Linked DNA regions of Homo sapiens: region 2 is linked to region 1. Evidence: chromatin contacts called from ENCODE Hi-C or POLR2A ChIA-PET data. All regions are on one chromosome and are shown on one strand. The core of a region is the stretch at or near the end of the contact, and the rest is flanking DNA. Distances in the headings are between cores, read along the strand shown. Region 1 has its middle 25 kb from the start of RD3. Region 2 overlaps TRAF5 (TNF receptor associated factor 5).

Region 1 (7,090 bases), core at 3,949-6,448:
CTGTTTAGGATCTGTCCAGCCCATTTCTCACGACGCAGCCTCAGAATCTTTACAGAACACAAAACTAGTCATGTCATACACGCATCTGCTTGGGGAAACTTCAGTGGCTCCCCTTTTTTCCCCCAACCGCTTTTATTTATTTATTTATTTTTTTGAGACAGAGTCTCGCTCTGTCACCCAGGCTGGAATGCAGTGGTACAGTGACACAATCTCAGCTTACTACAACCTCCGCCTCCCAGGTTCAAGCGATTCTCCTGCCTCAGCCTCCCGAGTAGCTGAGATTACAGGCGCATGCCACCACAACCGGCCCATTTTTTGTATTTTTAGTAGAGATGGGGTTTCACCATGTTGGCCAGGCTGGTCTCTAACTCCTGACCTCAAGTGATCCACCCACCTCAGCCTCCCAAAGTGCTGGGATTACAGGTGTGAGCCACCACACCCAGCCAATTCCCCTTGTTCTTAGGACCATGACAAAACTTAGCAATGTGACTTCAAAGGCCCTGCATCACCTGGCTCCTTTCTCTCTCTGCCACCCACTCTCACGGTGGGGGACACTGGCTCCCCCTCTCTCCACTCCAGCCATACTCTCTCCAACTACAGTGCCTTTCCCTGAAATGCTCACATCGCTCTCTTGGCCTGGTTAGCACCTTTCATCCTTTAGATTCCAGCCCACACCTCACTTCCTCAGGAAAGCCCTCCTGAGTGGACCAAACCTGCCTATGCTATGCCCTTTCAGCATCTGTGCCAGCCAGTGGTTTACACGTGTTTGGCAAGTGTTTGATGAATGACTTTGCCTCACTATGCTGTAAGCTCCAAGGAGCAGAGACAATGTCTGGTTTTGTTCATCATACCCTAAGCGCATAGTTCAGTGCCCTGCATGTTGAGAGGCACTTAAATATTTACTTATTGAACAAGTGAGTGAATGAATGCTCTGTTTTTTAAGACTTTCTCTAACAGCGACACTATGGAGAATAATTGGCACTTTTCATCCACAGATGGCCTCCTGTGCCTCTTTTAGGAAACAAGATGACAGGCTGGGTGGCGAGATGCATGTGAACACGGTAGGGCCATGAGACTTGCCTCCTAAAAGTTTCCTCTATGTTTTTGCAAAGAAGATCCCCATGTGTTGGTAAGTGGGGAGAAAAACAAATTGAAGTAATCTCTACCAGATGACCCTCTGTAGTTTGTTAAAGGTGTATGCACACATGAACCCACTGAAAAAGAGTAACAGTGGAGGGTGGCATACAGGTTACCTTCCTTCCTTTTTTCTTTCTTTCTTTTCTTTTTTAAATAAGTTTTCCATTCTGGATATGTATTTTTTGACAAAGAAATAAAAAGTATAAGAATTTTTCTCAATGTGTATATGTATATATACACATATGTATGTGTATATATATATATATATATCACAATCTCTCTCTCTCTCACACACACACACAGTTAAAAAAATGGAAGATCATGTGTTCAGACACCCGAGGATGAAAACCATATTTCCCCTCAGCCTGGGACCTTTCTGAAAGTAGAAATCATTTCACTTCCTCTCTTTATTTCTCTGAGCACCCTCCTCTCCTCATTTTGGTCACCATTATTAGTTTCAAGTGACAGAAAACCCAATTCAAAGTAACTTAGGAAATGTAGGCAGTCATAGCTTGGCCATTCCAGCCACGGTGGCTCCAGGAGCCTAAGCGATGTCCTCAGGAATTGGTCTTTCTCTGTTCCTTGGCGTGGCTCTCCCCTGGTGATGCAAGATGCCCATCAGCAGTCCCAGGCTCATGTAATCCACCAGTAGAGAGAGTTTCTCCTCCCACTAGTTCCAGCTACAGCCCTGGTGCTGATGATCTCTGTGACCAGTGTCAGAGGCTGGGGTAAAATATCTTGTGGCCAGGCCTGGCCCAGGGGCTTCCTTCTGGCAATGGGCCCTGTGGGAATCTTACTGACTACAAGTGGAAGGTTAAGAATTGGAAAGCTTTTGCCAGAATAAGGGGAAGGGATAATAGGCAGGCAAAACAAAAGGTGAGTATCATACACTGAGCACTTGGCTCTGCACACAGTAGGTGCTCACCCTAACAGGGCTGACTGGCTGGCCTCTGGCTGGAACCATCTGGGGAGAGAGGAAGTGGTGGTTTCACATCAGCTGCAGAGCCTCCACCAGGTTCAATTTTACATCTAGAGAGAGGGATTTGGAGTCCACGCAGGTCCCAGAAGGTGACAAGGTGGTAGAGAGTGATACGTGCCTCGTTGCATGGAAAACTGCCCTTGGGCTCCAAACATGGTATGCCCAGAGGCTGAGCTTGGAAATGGGTGAACCTTGGCCCAGCCTGGCTAAGAGAGCCACTCGGGGGCACATGCGTACCCTTGCCCTGCTCTCTGCGGGCTGGCCTATGGCCAGCAGGTGCCCAGTGAGAAGATTGTACTCCAAGGGATCCAGCCTTTTACACAAGTTATAAGATGAGGAAGAAACATGGCTTGTGTCTTTGGGAAGTTCTCAGCCCAGTGGGAGAACTGTAACATGACAAGACTAACCCTGTATTTGGGGGCTTCCGCCTGATGTGTCAGCCCCAGAGGGACGGCATGGTAACCCACTCTGTACCAGATTTTAAGCTTTATTCCCAAACCTGCTTTGCTTCCCTTACCAGCTCTTTTACCTTTGTCTTCCATGTTCCCAGTTCATGTTGACCACCTGGGCTGGTTCACTACCACCACACCTGGGAGTGAGAGAAGCCCACCTTCTCCCACTGGCTCAGCCACTCAATTGCCTGGAAGGCATTGTCAGGCAAGGGTGGCCTGCATCTCTACCTCAGCAAAAGCCTCCAGGAAGCCAAAATTAAAAGCGAGGCCAGACCAGGCAACAGTGGCTCACGCCTGTAATCCCAACACTTTGGGAGGCCGAGGCCGGAGGATTACTTGAGCTCAGGAGTTTGAGACCAGCCTAGGCAACATAGTGATCTGGAGTCCATCCAGGTCCCAGAAGGTGATGAGGTGGTGGAGAGTGATACTTGGAACCCATCTCAGTAAAAATCGTAATAATTTTTAAAAGAGAGAAAGAAGAGTGAGGCTGGTTCCTGCTGTACCCTGGAAGTGGTTTTTTCCAGGCGCCTCTTTTTCCAAATTATCAGTTTGAGGCTGAGAGGGCAGGTAAGGGAGAAAGTGACAGTGAGCTAGGCATGGGGAAGTGGCAGCAGGTTGAAGCAGGATCCTGAGAAGACAGCACGGAGGGGCCCTGAGCTGGCTGGGCAGGTGTGGGGCTAGGAAGCCACACCCAGCTCAGTAATTCCCAGGGAGCTTCTGGGAGAACCTGGGCTCAACAGGGAGATCACAGGGCCTGCTGAGGCCATATGGGTGAGGCCTCGCCCTTCTTCCTGCTTCCTCCACCATGCAGTTCCTGCCTCTCCTCCCCCTTCACCTTGCATCCCTCCTCCTCTGCAGCAGCCCTCCTGCTCACACAGTTTAAGAAAGGCTGGTGCTAAGCCTGTGTGCACCACAGGTGGCGTCATGGGCAGGGTCTTTCATGATTTTTCTGCTGCCACTGAGAAGACGGATCATCATCTTTCAGGCAAGTTTGTAATAAACATTTAACGAATGAATGGGTTAGTGATGAACATTCGTTATCTAATTTGAACCCTTTACCAACCCTTTGAGGTAGTCCACACAGTTCCTATTAGTGCTGTTTACAGCTGGGGAAACTGAGACTCAGAGAAATTATGTGTCATCACGTAGGTATGCAGTGACCAGCTGGACTCAGAACCCATGACCCTAGTTCTTGCACTAATGTCCACTGCCTGTCTCTTTCACCCACCTGCACCCTCACAGCTACTCCTTGGGGTTCAGAGGGGGATGACTGGGGCGGGAATAGCAAGGACACAGGCATCATGGGGGCAGATTTGACCACACTGGCTCTGGGCTGTCAAGACAGCCAATCTGGGCTGCTGTCTCTGGCTGCTGTTATGGCTTCATTCCCGGGGCCACTCCACTTAATACAGGGACAGTACTTCAGGTCCGTCTGCCCAGTGCAGTCACATCAGGAGCACCACGGCAGCCGAAGTGAAACCTGGCCAGTCATAGGCAATAACCTTTGACCTGCTGGCAGGTGGGTGTTAGGTTAAATGTTAAGTGACCGGCCGGTCACGGTGGCTCATGCCTGTAATCCCAGCATTTTGGGAGGCTGAGGAGGGCGGATCACCTGAGGTCGGGAGTTCAAGACCAGCCTGACCAACATGGAGAAACCCCATCTATACAAAAAATACGAAATTAGCCAGGCGTGGTGGTGCATGCCTGTAATCCCAGCCACTGGGGAGGCTGAGGCAGGAGAATCGCTGGAACCCGGGAGGCGGAGGCTGCGGTGAGCCGAGATAGCGCCGTTGCACTCCAGCCTGGGCAACAAGAGCGAAACTCCGTCTTTAAAAAAAATTGTTAAGTGACCTCAACTATGTGGCCATGGGGAATTAGAGAGAGTAGAATAGAATCCCCTGTGGGTTGCAAGTGGGAGATGCTGGGATTTTTGAGCATCTTTACTGGTGATCCCTACGGCTGAATTAGGAGAGCTCTCCTGGCACCCGGGAAAGCTTTAACCTCTGGAGTGGCCTTCACAGGAGACAGCCTCAGGATGCTGGGAGAGCCCCTGACCCTCCACAACCTACTACCAATTCCTGCGCGCCGTTCCTTGGGCATGAGGTCCTGAACCTGGTGGAGGAAGGGTAGCAATGCCTTCCATTGTATTGGTTACATGCTTCTTACAGTCAATTAATTGGTTCGATCTTTTCCAGACAGTGCCGGGCTAGAGGCTGACCTTCCCCACTCCCGACCTTGGCTTCTTGAATAACCTCACAGGCCACGGGGCATGCGGGGTGCGCGTGCGTGGCTGGGCCGGCGTAGTCAGCCGGGCGGGAAGGTTTACGGCTTTGGGGAGGCGCCGCCTTGCCGCCCTGACACCGCCCCGCCAGGCCAGCCCGCCGCTCGGTGGCCCCGCCGGCTTCCCGCGGTCGGGACGGGCGCCCCCTGCTGATTGTGGGCGGCGGCGCACCGAGGAGCGGCCCCTGGGAAGCCCAAGACCTCGCCGCGGCTCGAACCCCGCGACCCTCGGCCCGGAGGGAGGTCCTGGCTGCGGGGAGCTGCCCAGACCGCGGTGACTCAGCTAGGTGGCACCGGGAGAGCTGAAGCGGGCGCCCCGCTGGGCCTGGCCACAGGACGGTTAATGATTAATGTTCCATACCGGGTGGAGACGTCGAAGGGGAGGGAGGCCCAGGGGCGCGTCTTGGCCCTGGCTGTGCCTGCAGGAAGCAGAGGCCCAGACGGGGAGAGACTCAGGCCTGGGCTGAGGCGGCTGGGGGCAGGGGAAGGAGCAAGCCGTGAACTCTCTCCTCTTCCCACCCCGCACGCCGCCCCCGTTCTCGATGCCCTTCTCCCCTGCCCCGGGAGCCTCCAGGCGCCGCGCTCCTCCTCCCTGCCTTACCAAATGCCCATCCGTGCCCGCCTCGGTGCCAGGCACTGCAGGCCGCTTTCATATAAATGACTGATTGCCTCTTGCCCATTTTACAGATAAACGCAGAAAGCTCAGGTGATGTGCCCATGGGCTCTCAGCTCACAGGCAGAGTGGGGATTCGAACCCAGCCCCGGACACAGACCAGGTGTCCTTCTACTACCCCACCCATTGCTGCCCAACTCCAGAGACACCTACACCCCAATCTACCAACTTAACCACCTGGGCAGAGGAAATAAGAGGCGGTACTGCCCCCGCCTACAGGGATCGCAGCTCCATTCTCTGCCCTCATAACTCATTACCCTAATTTTAGTCAATCAGAAAATCGTGTCAGGGCTGGACGTCAAGCTACCAGGGATAATGGTTCCTGTTGTAAAATGCTCCTTTGAGCTGAAAGCAATCGTGAAGTGAGGCGCCCGGTTCAAGGAGTCAGCCTCCCGACTTGAGAAGCCAACTGTGGTGGTGCCACGAGGCTGCGATTCACAGGCTCCGGTGGAAAGACCAGGGAAGAAACTTATTTACAAAAATGAGAATAAAAAATATTCTGGGCCGGGTGCGATGAGCCATGCTTATAATTCCAGCGCTCTGGGAGGCCAAGGCGAGAGGATCACTTGAGCCCAGGAGTTGGAGGCTACAGCGAGCAGAGCACCACTGTACTCCAGCCTGGACAACAGAGATATTGTCTCTAACAAAAAGGGAGGTGGGGGGAGGAAATAGTATTCTAACACGAAGCTGCAGGTTCTGCACAACAAGTTTAGGTTTTCCTGTTCTCTCTAGGGTAAATGAGGCATGCAGGCGCCTGCACCCTCCGGGCAAGGACAAGGCGTGTGAGAGTCTCTGGGTCTGCCCCAGCGACGCCGTCGGGCCTCTGGGCGGTGCAGCCTGGTCCGGCATCATCCTGGACGCGCGGGTAATCAGGGCTGAGGGAGCCCAAGGTACATTCTGTCCCTCACCACAAGATGTCGCCGCTGCTAATGGTTAGAGGGCTCTCAGCAAGACCAACTCCCAACCCCAGACTCTGAGTCAGAAACTCTGGGGTTGGGGCCCAGCAATTCGTGTTTTTCACAGGCCCTCCAGGGGATTCTGAAACATGCTCAAATTTGAGAACCACTGGTAAAAGTCATCCTGCAGGTCTCACTGCCTCTGACGTCTACCCCTTCTGCTAGGTGGTCAGGGCAACTCAATCTGTTACCCACCTGGAGTCCCACCCCAGTGCCCAACTGGGGCAGGACCTGGGATCTCAGAGCTTCAGTTTTCTCAATTGCAAAATGGGGATAGTAGTACCCACCAGACAGGGCTGTCACGAGGCTAAAATGAGTGTCTGAGAATGCATTTGCAAAGGGTAAAACCCTACATAGTAAGGATATGTTGTGACTGTTGCTTTTATTTGGAGTGACAAGCTGTAAAGCGAGTTGAAGGCAGCTGGTTCTGAAGGTTCCATCCTCTCTCTTGTCTTCTCTCCAATGCTCCTATTTCTCTCCCCACCTAGAATCACCTTTAAGCCACCCAGGGAGAGGCATGTTCAATGCACCAGCTTGCAGCACAGAAACAGCTTAACTTTCATCTAGTATTTGCCATGTTCTAGACCTTGAGTGGAAGGCTTTAAGTGTGTTA
Region 2 (6,750 bases), core at 1,772-4,271, 160 kb after region 1:
TTCACTCACACCTCAGCCGTAGGTGGGCTACAGCACTGTAGCCACCTGTATTGCTAGACTGGGAATCCTTGAGGGCAATTCACTGAATCCCTGTACCATGCTTAGCTCAGTAACTGTCACATAAAGGGGTTCAACACACATTCCTGGAAAAATGGCAAAAGCAGATATCGTTCATGAGTAATACCAACCTGGTACCGGCCCAGAATAACCTTGGCATTACATCCAGGAGCATTGCTGCAATATACATATAAGTTGAGGACTTCTCTTTTGCAACAATTGTCTTTAAAAACCTAAAAGATAAACATAATAGGTCTCACACACTTCAAAGTTTTACAGCAATGTGAATTAAGCTATTACTAATTTGGTCTTCGAGTGTATCTCAGAAGGCAGGTGGAAACTTCCAGACATCAGCTGGAATGGAAATATCACACTTACACCACACTGAAAGAAAAGGCTGTCTCAGATACATGCTTTTGACAAACCATTAAACATACAAGCCAGGTAACAATGCCCTGCGCACCAGGCTGCAACTAGGTGAAACTCATGGTGAACCTGACCCCACATTCTTAAAGGTCAGGAGGTGAAGCTTGGCCAAGGGTGATGCTTTCAGCTTCCTGTCCCAGGGTAAATGTATTACTTATCAGACAGTGTCACTGAGGCTGTGCTGGCTTGCTATTTTAGCGCAAACCAGGAGTCGGCAAACATTCTCTGTAAGGGGTCAGATAGTCCACATCACGATCATCTCTGTTGCCACATTTCAACTTTTCCATACACAATACTTAAATGAATGGGCACAGCTACATTCCAATAAAACACTATTTATGAACACTGAAATTTGAATTTCACATGTCACCAAACTTTCTTCTTTGGATTATTTAAAATGAATTTTTATTTTGAAGTAGTTTAAGACTCACAAGAAGTTGCAAAAATATGAGGGTTTCTATGCACCCACCATTACATAAAAAGAATTTCTTAGCTTACAGGCCATACAAAAACAGGTAGCAGGCTGGATTTGTCCCAAGACTGTAGTATGCCAACCCCTGGATAGTAGGTCAGACAGACACTAAATGCAGCACAGCCGTGTTGTAGGTATTTGCAAAACACCTCATAAGGAGTATAGAGAAGATGCGTGTACAGCAGACTAGAGGCTCAAGGAAAGCTTCTGCTTGAACATCCTGCAACAGAATCTTAAAGGAAGAAAACTGAACTTAAAGAGGAGTTTTAAGGGAGAAAGTCTTCATGACAATGGAACAGACAATCGTTTCTTAGATACAACACCAAAAAAGAACAAGCAACCAAAAAAAGAAAAAAGAAATAGATGAATTAGAGTTCATCAAAATGAAAATTTTTTGTGCTTCAAACACACGATCAAGAAAGGGAAAAGACAACCCACAGAATGGAAGAAAAATATTTGCAAATCTTAGCAGCCAAATGTCTGCTAAGAGATTTATATCCAGAATATATAAAGAACTTTTTTTTTTTTTGAGACAGAGTCTTGCTCTGTCACCCAGGCTGGAGTGCAGTGGCATGATCTCAGCTCACTGCAACCCCCACCTCCCAGGTTCAAGCGATTCTTGTGCCTCGGCCTCCCAAGTAGCTGGGATTACAGACATGCACCACCACACCTAGCTAATTTCTGTATTTTTAGTAGAGACAGGGTTTCGCCATGTTGGTCAAGCTGGTCTCAAACTCCTGGCCTCATGTGATCTGCCTGCCTCAGCCTCCCAAAGTGCTAGGATTACAGGCTATAAATAACTCTTATAATTCAACAATAAAAGGTAAATAACTCAATTTTTTAAAATGAGCAAAGGAACTAAATAGGCATTTTTAACAAAGAAGATGTACAAATAGCCAATAAGCACATGAAAAAATGCTCAACTTCATTAGCCAACAGGAAAATGCAAATCAAAACCATAATGAAATATATTAGCTGGAGCCAGTGTAGGAAGGGGATGAGGAAGAAGCAGGAGAGGAGACTTGGGGTGGAGGAGGGGTGTGGTCAATAAAGACCCAAACAAGCCTCTCAAACAGGGCTACGAGTAGGGTCTGATGTGACCCCACAGCAGAAGAATATGGACTCCAAGGAAGGTCTCCCTCGACCACTCTCCTGCTCCTATCTCAATGTCCAATTCACTGACTTCTTCTCCATCACCCTGAGAGCTGCTAGACAAAAGCAGTGACTTTCTTACCTCCTGAGATTTGATGACCTCTTTATCTACAGGGCAGATTGGCACTGTGTTTAATTCTCTGGAGAAAAAAATTAAAATGGAGCCAGAGTTAGTTGTTTACCTCAACAGCATTTCCAAGACCAGCCCCAGGGCTCCAGCCATGCTCTAGCCCTGGGCAGGCTGGTCCCTGTCTGCACATGCTGTTCCCTCTACCCAGAAGGGGCCTCCTGTACCCCTCCTTCAGCACCTTCCTGTTCTTTCAGTTTGCCTGAAAAACTTCATGCAACCTCTGGGATGCAGTCAGTGAGTCCCTGGACAGAGCTGAATGCCCCCTGTCCTTTGTTTATCACGCTGTGCCACATTTGTCTCCTCTAGACTGGGACATTCTAGAGGGCAGACATGGGGTCCTGTTCCACATTGTAGCTCTTCAGCATGACAGCACAGAACACACAGGTGCTGAAGGCACAAACACATGAGGGAATGAGGATGTGCTGTAATAACCCCCTTTCAAAGCTTGGCAGGGTAAAATGACTGCCTTGCTTCCTATATAACCCCCCAAAGTGTACCTGCTTCCACATCTCTCCTGGTATCCTCCCTCAACACAGTATGACCCAGGTCTTACAGCTGCCCAGGAGTGGACAGCATCCATGGCAGCAAGGTCCCTTCTAGGTGCCACAGCACCTCTGCCTCAAGGCAAGGGAAGATTGGGGTGACTACAACACAGACATTGTGAGATTCAAGCCCTTCTCCACAGCCAGCTCCCATGATGGAGTGTGTGTCTAGGTCTGCTGTCCCATGCAAAGCAGGTACAGTCTGAATTTTAAGAAAAGGTAAATATCTGTAAATTAGTGACCAAAAAATGATTATTCTTCAGGCCCTCACAGAGGGGATCTGGGAGAGTCCTTCCTTACAGTCATGGTTCTGTGGCCAAGTAAAACAACTCCAAAACCCATGAAAACAGTTGAGTGGCCACAGTTGCCACCTGGATGCTAGGACTGCCATGGCCAGAGTTGCAGGCCCTGCCCACTCACCTCAGGGACAGGATGCAGTGCTGGCAGAAGCGGTGCCCACATCCTGTCTGGTGGGGGTTGTGAAGCACCGAGTGGCAGAAGGCACATTTGTAGCGCTCTTCCAACCGCTCCACAAACTGGTACTCTATACTGGGCTCAAAGTCCAAGGAAATGGAGTTGCCGGAATTCTGGCGGATGAAACCACAGGGCATACCTTTATGCTCTTCTGAATAAGCCATTCTGCAGAGGTCAGGGGAGGAGAGGGAAAATTAAGTGTGCAAACACTGAAACAACCACAGCCATCAGATGCTTTGGTTATTTGTCTCATAATTAGTGTACATCATTCACATGGTCATTCTGTTGTGACTCTGAAACAACAGTGACAACCTCCTGCCACTAGGGGGCTCCGGCAAAGGTGCAATGTCTTTGGGGTGCTCAGGTTAGAGGCTGGACCAGATGACTTCTAGCAAGATTCTACGAGATTCAGTTCTTTGTCCATCAGTCTTTTACAGGGTGCTAAATTACCCTGTCAGTTTGGCCATATGCTTGGACAAAATATAGCCAGGTGTGTTAATTACATTATAAGTAAACTGTTAGGAATTTTTCTTCCACTCAATGAGAGAATGGAAACACAGGTTTTGTTAAAATTTTTAGAAGCAGACAAATATATTTCTCACCATCTTGGAAGCACAGAGCAAGCGTTTACCAGACATTGAACATGCTGGTGTCTTGAACTTGGACTTCCCAGCCTCCAGAACTATGAGAAATAAATTTCTGTTCTTTATAAACTACCCAGTCTGAGGTATTTTGTTACGTCAGCACAAACAGACTAATACTTTTTTTCTTTTTTTCAGAGACAAGGTCTCACTCTGTAGCCCAGGCTGGAGGCCAGTGGTGTGATCATGGCTCACTGTAATCTCCAATTCCTGGGCTCAACTGATCCCTCCCCAGTAGCTGGGACTACAGGCACTACAGGCACACACCACCACACCAGGCCAATTAAAAAAAAAAAAAAACTTTTTTTTTTTTTTTTTTTTAGAGACAGTGACATGGTTTGGCTGTGTCCCCACCCAAGTCTCCTCTTGAATTCCCACATATTGTGGGAGGGACCCAGTGGGAGGTAATATAATCATGGTCTTTCCTGTGCTGTTCTCATGTGAATAAGTCTCATGAGATCTGATGGCTTTATAAGGTGGAGTTTCCCTGCACAAGCTCTCTCTCATTTTGCCTACTGCCATCCATGTAAGACGTGACTTGCTCCTCCTTGCCTTCTGCCATGATTGTGAGGCGTCTGCAGCCACATGGAACTGTAAGTCCATTAAACCTCTCTTTTTTATAAATTGCCCAGTCTTGGGTATGTCTTTATCAGCAGCATGAAAACGGACTACCACAGACAGGGTCTCACTATGCTGCCCAGCCTGGTCTTGAACTCCTGGACACAAGTGATCTTTGTGGCTCAGCCTCCCAAAGTACTGGGTAAGCCACCACACCTGGCCTAAGATAACACTGTTAAAACCTGTGGAGCCAAGGACCCAACACAGCAACACAATATTGAAGGAGAAGAACAAAGCTGGAGGACTAACACTACTCAACTTCAAAACTTATTATAAAGCTACAGTAATCAAGACAGTGTAGTACTATCAAAAGAACAGACAAATAGATCCAGGGAACAGAATAGACAACCCAGAAATAGACCCACATAAATACAGTCAACTGACCTTTGACAAAGGAGAAAGGGCAAAACAATTATGCAAAGATAAGTCTTTTCAACAAATGGTGCTGGGACAACTGGACATCACATCAGAAAACGAAGCTAGACACAGACCTGACACCCTTCACAAAAATGAACTCAGAATGGATCACAGACATAAACATAAAATGCAAAGCTATAAAACTCCTACTAGATAACATAGGATAAAATCTAGATGATCTTGAGTTTGGCAATGACTCCTTGCACACAAATATATTACTCACAGTATCTATCACTGCCATTGCGGTAGATCGAATGTTTGTATTCCTCCCAAAATTTATATGTGGAAATTCTAACCCCCCATGTGACAGTATTAGGAGGTGGGCATTTGGCAGGTAATGAAGTCATGAGAGTGGAGCCCTCATGAATGGGATTAGTGCCCTTATAAGAAGAGGCCAGAGAAGGCTGGACGCAGTGGCTCATGCCTATAATCCCAGCACTTTAGGAGGCTGAGGCAGGCGGATCATGAGGTCAGGAGATAGAGACCATCCTGGCTAACGCGGTGAAACCCCGTCTCTACTAAAAATACAAAAAATTAGCCAGGCGTGGTGGCAGGTGCCTGTAGTCCCAGCTACTTGGGAGGCTGAGGCAGGAGAATGGCGTGAACCCAGGAGGCAGAGATTGCAGTGAGCTGAGATGGCGCCACTGCACTCCAGTGTCAGAGCAAGACTCCGTCTCAAAAAAAAAAAAAAAAAAAGAAGAGGCCAGAGACAGAGAGAGCAGGGAATGGTGGTGCACACCTGTAGTCCCAGCTACTCAGGAGGCTGAGGTGGGAAGATGGCTTGAACCTAGGAGTTCGAGTCTAGCCCAGGCAACATGGCGAGACCTCCTCTCTAAAGAGGCCAGAGAGGTCCCTGGCCCTCTTGCTGCCATGTGATGATACAGCAGTTAAGTCTGCAGCCCGGAAGAGGGACCTCATCAGAACCCAACCACACTGGCACGCTGATATTGGGCTTTCAGCTTCCAGAACTGTCAGAAACCTCTGTTGTTTATAAGCTACCTAGTCTATGGTGCTTTCTTATAGCAGCCCAAGCTAAGACAAGTACCAAGCCACATCATTTCTCACCTGAACTAAATATGAGTTCATTAATTGCTTTCTTCTCCAATCTACTCTCCATACTATAGCCAGGATGAGACTTTCAAAATGTCAAGTACAATGTTAGGTTATCTCCCTTCATCTTTTAGTGGCTTCCCAGGTTCTGAGAGAAAGTCCACAATGCTAAGCAGGCTCAAGACTGTATCCTCCCCAGTACAGCACCATCCTGGACCTCTCTTTCCTGGCTTTCCGTACTCCAGCCACACAGGGTTTTTGTTTTTGTTTTTGTTTTTGTTTTTGTTCTTCTAATACACCACACTCTATGCCACAGGGCCTTCGCACAAGCTACCTGGGAGGCTGAGGCAGGGGGGGATCACTTGAGCCTGGGAGGTGGAGGCCACAGCGAGTCATGATTATGCCACTGCACTCCAGCCCGGGTGACAGGGCGAGAGACCCTGTCTCAAAAAAAAAAAAGAAAGAAAAAAAAAAAAGCCTGGGGTTTGAGACCAAAGCTCCACCTTTTCCCTAGTGTTTCCTGCAAAACTTCAAGGGTGGTAGGTAAGCAGTATAAGATACAAATGTTCCCTCCTGTAACATGGTTGACTCTTGGGATTTAACAAAAGTTTTAATTCTGAAGATGAAGAGGCAAAACATTTTATTTACATGCACAGCCCTAATAACCAAGCCCCACCTTTCTCTCAGAGAACTGGAAGAACCACTTTCAAACTGCCCTGCTCTGCCTTGTGTTCCCTCATTCCTGCGGAGGTTGGCACTTCGCATCCTGTG

What was found. A loop is a pair of places that touch in the nucleus more often than their neighbours do. ChIA-PET counts read pairs that join two places held with the same protein, here RNA polymerase II (POLR2A). Pooled maps may share reads with other maps.
Region 2: a loop to region 1 is called in a pooled map, with 5 times the contacts of the local background. The contact joins two enhancer-like sites. A Hi-C loop is called at or near these places in 1 of 37 single-sample maps with no recorded cell type and 8 of 50 pooled maps. POLR2A ChIA-PET finds 5 or more read pairs at or near these places in 1 of 52 experiments (Caco-2).

Annotation. Positions count from the first base shown.
Region 1 is chr1:211,513,504-211,520,593 of GRCh38, reverse strand. No RefSeq gene overlaps it. Among named protein-coding and RNA genes, the nearest start is that of RD3, 25 kb to the right of the region's middle. RefSeq lists an enhancer at 1,647-1,696 and silencers at 4,907-5,266, 6,279-6,368. Within about 2 kb of position 5,198, at least 13 of the 41 ENCODE cell types and tissues checked have a DNase peak (open chromatin) inside an H3K27ac peak, as active enhancers do.
Region 2 is chr1:211,349,907-211,356,656 of GRCh38, reverse strand. TRAF5 (TNF receptor associated factor 5) reads right to left here. Exons shown (of 11, transcript NM_001033910.3): 2 at 3,200-3,418; 3 at 2,190-2,247; 4 at 189-290. The coding sequence starts at 3,417. Among named protein-coding and RNA genes, the nearest start is that of TRAF5, 26 kb to the right of the region's middle. RefSeq lists a silencer at 3,148-3,277. Within about 2 kb of position 3,021, at least 5 of the 41 ENCODE cell types and tissues checked have a DNase peak (open chromatin) inside an H3K27ac peak, as active enhancers do.